Linked DNA regions of Homo sapiens: region 2 is linked to region 1. Evidence: read pairs that join two places in POLR2A ChIA-PET (ENCODE). Cell type or tissue: Caco-2. All regions are shown on one strand.

The links. ChIA-PET counts read pairs that join two places held together with the same protein. Peaks named below come from ENCODE experiments on the same cell type or tissue, not always from the same donor. Only the 100,000 strongest peaks of a DNase experiment are listed, where the experiment ranks them.
Region 2: POLR2A ChIA-PET joins it to region 1 with 5 read pairs; 2 of 35 experiments call an interaction of 5 or more read pairs at or near these places.

Annotation. Positions count from the first base shown.
Region 1 is chr11:120,727,673-120,730,172 of GRCh38, reverse strand. All of the region lies in intron 3 of GRIK4 (glutamate ionotropic receptor kainate type subunit 4), which reads right to left. Among named protein-coding and RNA genes, the nearest start is that of GRIK4, 220 kb to the right of the region's middle. In Caco-2, no CTCF peak of the experiment used is centred here; no DNase peak of the experiment used is centred here.
Region 2 is chr11:120,220,164-120,222,663 of GRCh38, reverse strand. All of the region lies in intron 1 of OAF (out at first homolog), which reads right to left. Among named protein-coding and RNA genes, the nearest start is that of OAF, 10 kb to the right of the region's middle. RefSeq lists an enhancer at 1,455-1,954. In Caco-2, no CTCF peak of the experiment used is centred here; a DNase peak (open chromatin) is centred at 1,393.

The DNA of each region.
Region 1 (2,500 bases):
GTATTGCCCAGACCGGTCCTGAACTCCTGAGCTCAAGTGGTACACCCACCTCAGCCTCCAGAAGTGCTAGGATTACAGGCATGAGACACCGTGCCCCACCTAGTGAACTCATTTTCAACAAAGGTGCCAAGAATGTACACTGGGGAAAAGACAGTCTCTTCAATAAATGTTGCTGGGAAAGCTAGATATCCATATGCAAAAGAATGAAAGTAGACCCATATCTCTTACCATATATAAAAATAAAATCAAAATGGATTAAAGACTCATAGCTAAGACTTCAATCTATGAAACTACTACAAGAAAACACTGGAGAAACTCTCCAGGACACTGGTCTGGGCAAAGATTTCTTGAGTAATACCCTACAAGCACAGGCAAACACAGAAAAAAATTGACAAATAAGGATCACATCAAATTAAAAAACTTCTGCACAGCAAAGGAAACAGTCAGCAAACTGAAGAGATAACCCACAGAATAGAAGAAAATATCTGCAAACTACTCATCTGACAAGAGATTAATTACCAGAATATATAAGGAGCTCAAACAACTCTATAGGAAAAAGTCCAATGATCCAATTAAGAAATGGGCAAAAGATCTGAATACACATTTCTCAAAAGAAGACGTACAAATGGCAAACAGGCACATGAAAAGGTGCTCAACATCACTGATGATCAGAGAAATGCAAATTAGAACTACAGCAAGATATCATCTCACCCCAGTTGAAACGACTTTTATCCAAAAGTCAGGCAATAACAAACGCTGGCAAGCATGTGGAGAAAAGGGAACCCTCACACACTGCTGGTGGGAATGTAGATTAGTATAACCACTAAGGAGAACAGTATGGAAATTCCTCAAAAACTAAAAATAGAGTTACCATACAATCCAGGAATCCACTGCTAGGTATGTACCCAAAAGAAAGGAAATCAGTGTATCAAAGAGATATCTGCACTCCCATGTTTATTGCAACTCTATTCACAATAGCCAAGATTTGGAAGCAACTTAAGTGTCCGTCAACAGATGAATGGATAAAGAAAATGTGGTACATATACACAATGGAGTACTATTCAGCCATAAAAAATGAGATAATATTATTTGCAACAAAATACATGGAACTGGAGACCATTATATTAAGTGTAATAAACCAGGCACAGAAAGACAAACTTCGCATGTTCTCACTTGTTTGTGGGATCTAAAAATCAAAACAATTGAACTCATGGAGAAAGAGAGTAGAAGGATGGTTACCAGAGGCTAGGAAGGGTAGTGGGGAAGTGGGGAGAAAGTGGGGATAGTTAATTGGTGCAATAGAATAGTTTAAAAGAATGAATAAGACCTAGTATTTGCTAGCACAACAGGGTGACTATAGTCAATAATAATTTAATTGTACATTTAAAAATAACTAAAAGAGTTTAATTGGATTGCTTGTAGCACAAAGGATAAATGCTTGAGGGGATGAATACCCCATTTACCATGATGTAATTATTATACATTGTATGCCTGTATCAAAGTATCTCATGTACCTCATAAATATATACACCTACTATGTACCCACAAAAATTAAAAATAAAATTGTGAAAAGATATTTTTAAAAGCTTAAAATGTTTTGCATATACCATCTCTATTCTCCCCATTTTTAATATTATATCTATATTGTCAGATCATAATATATCCCTATTAACTCTCAATCTTGTTTAATGCTCATCATTGGTTTTATGTCAATCTCTCTCTAGTTATTTTGTTGTCTGAAATTCATTCGTTAGCAGATTCCCGAAGGAGGGCTCTTGGGAACAATATTCTCTCAGTTCTTACATGTTACGTTAATATAAGTGTGTGTTCTTCACACTTGAAGGTCGATTTTACTGAATATAAAATCCTTGGCTCATGTTCACATTTTCTTTTTTGAATACCTTTAATATGTTATTCCATTTTCTTCTCTCATAACATATGACTGTAGAAAAGTCAGAATGACAATGTCATTTTCTTTCTCCTATATGTCACTTTTAGCTTAGATGTCCAAAGTATTTTTTTTCTTTTTCTTTAAAACCCAGTTATATTACTAAAATATGTCTTGGTTCTTCTGAGTTAATATTCTGAGGTGCACAGTGTGCTCTTTCAATATACAAGTTTAAATTTATATATGTTTAATTTCATGAGGCTTTTTGAATTATAATTTTTAGGATGTTACTTTGGTTTTTGCTTCACAGGGATGCCTATTGTTCACATATTGGATCTTCATTGCCTATCTTCAATATTTGTCATTTTTCTCTCAAACCATATTTATCACATTCTTAATTTCTTTTTGATTCTAAAATTTTCCTCCCTTTGTGCTTTTTGTTTCTCATAAGCATTATTTATAGTGTTTATTGGTTCTTGTGCTCCTTATAGTTTTATTTTCATTTATAAAATAATGTTTTTCCTTCTATTTCTAATTCTTTCTTGAATCTGCATCCCATTTCTAAGTTTTTCTACTTCTGATTTATGTTATCTTTCATGTCTTTTATCATTT
Region 2 (2,500 bases), 510 kb after region 1:
GGGATTACAGGCGTGAGCCACTGCACCCGGCCTCTGCCAGGACTTTTTAAACTACAAATTCTCCGGTCTCTCCTTTGTGTGCATGGTTGTTTTTTTTTTTTTCTTTTGGAGACCGAGTCTTATTCCGTCACCCAGGCTGGAGTGCAGTGGTGCAATCTCGGCTCACTGCAACTTCCGCCTCCCAGGCTCAAGCAATTCTCCGGCCTCAGCCTCTGGAGTAGCTGGGATTACAGGCATGTGCCACCATGCCCGGCTAATTTTTGTATTTTGTAAAGACTGGGTTTCACCAGGTTGCCCAGGCTGGTATCGAACTCCTGACCTCAGGTGATCCGCCTGCCTTGGCCTCCCAAAGTGCTGGGATTACAGGTGTGAGCCACTGCGCCCGGCCCTTTCGTCCTATTTCCCCAGAAAAGCACATTCCACTTGCTGATCCCTGAGAAGGAGTGGGCAGCCCTACTTTCTGGGTCTATTTGGTAACAGGACTCCATCATCCTGACCAGTGTCCCTCCCGCTTTCCACTCCTTGCACCTCAGACTCCCTGGCAAGGTTCTGGGGCCCCCTCTTCTTCCAACCTTCACAGGGAAGGGTGAAAGTCCCCTCAGATGCTAAGCCCAGGCCAGATGGAAGCCTGACTCCCAGCCTTCCTCCTTGCCCAGGAATCTGTTGGGATGACGTACTTCATGTGGCCTAACACCTAAAGCAGATGCTTAGCTGGGGAAGAGCCTACAACAGGGACTGCAGGCAGGCTCCTGAGGCTCAGGACCCAGGATAGGGTCCCCAAGACGGGAGGTTGTTATAAGGCTCCTTCTCCCACAAGCTTCCAGGAATCTCCAGCCTACCTGGAAGAACTGGAGCATACTACATCCAGGGCCAGGATCTGGGCCACGCAGAGGGTGTGGCAAGTACCCTGGGGAAATAGTGTTTGCTAGGGTCCTCGTCTGTAGTTTTAAGTAAGGAGTAGGTAGGCTCTAGGATAGCACAGAATTTAAGAACAAAGGCTCTGGAGCCAGTGTTACCCATGTTCAGATCCTGGCTTTGCCTCTGCTGGCCACATAACCTTGAAGGGATTTACTTAACCTCTCTGTACCATAGTTTCCACATTGGCAAGCTGAATAAAATGATAGTATCTACCTCAAGGGACTGTTGCAGGGAATAAATGAGTGAAAGGTTTCAGAACACAGTGGGCTGAACTTTCAGTTTCTCTCTTGTGGCTGCAATTCCTGGCTCTATGTCTGCCTTGCTCCACCTGAAATCTACTCCACTCCTGAAGACCCAGGAGTTGAGATTGTTCTCTTCTAGATGTACCTATGGCCTAGACAGGTCAGGTGACTCCTCTGGGGCTTGCAAGTAATCAGCCAATCAGTGGGAGAGCACTGATTAGCAGGACATGGGGCAGGGCCTTCACAAACACCTGGGCAGGGGAGTGGCCTTGGCCAAGACACAGATTCCTGTTTTCCAGGGGATGGTGGAGGAGGCTGACTTCTGACAACTCAAGTCAGCAAACAATAGGCCTAGGATTGAGGTTTACTCCAAGTGCAATGGAGGTAAAGGGTGGATGAGGGAGTGCTCGTTGTCCCCTTAAGGTTGGGGCTGGGGGTGGCATGAGGGAGGGAAGACTTCGCACAGTGAGGGACTCCTCATTGGCCCTTGACAGTTAAAGGATGGAGGGCTTTCCAGCAATGAGGCATTTACAGAAGACAGCCAGGCATGAGTCTCCCAGTGCCCCCACCCAATCATCCCTCCATGCTACTATCACCCGAGTGGCCGAATGCCCTTCAAGGGCTCCCTTTGTCCTCACCAGAAAGCCTAACCCCAGAGCCTGGCATCCCAGGTCCCTGCTCACAGCAACTGTTGCACTTCCCATGCACTGAACCGGAGAGCTTGTAGTTCCCAGAATGAGCGATGCTGTGTCACCCCTAGGCCTTTCTGTGAGCAGGTTCTTCTGCCGGGATGCCCTGTGCTCAGCTGTCTCAGCTGTGCCTTGTGTGCAGGGCACAGCTCACAAACGACCCTCCTCTGACTGCCCTCCCAGTGCTGCCCTCACCAGCCCTTCTGCAGAGTTGGCCAATCCCAGTCGCTGCCTCTAGAGCACAAATCCCACTGTTTACTCCCACTGTGTTTTTGCTGACCTCTTTACTTGTCTTTCTTTCCAGACTCAACTTCTTGAGCCAGGAAAAGTGGCTTGCTTGAAGTGCATCCCTGCCCCCTGGAACACAGCAGGTGCTCAATAAACATCTGATAAGGAATACATGAAGGGTGAATGAACAACAGCATGGAAGAGTTCTCTGAGAAAAGCGGTGGGAATGTACTAGGGGAGGAGGGGAAGGGTCGTGAGTGCTGATGAGGCTGGCAAGGGGTCAGGACACAAGCAGGACGCAGGGTCTGAACCAGGCTGAGGAGTGGGAGGCTTCCTCTTGTGCCTCTCTGGAAGTCACTGGTGGGTTTGAGCCTGGGGTGACATGAGGGACCTGTGGTTTGGAGCTGAATCAGACTCTGCCTG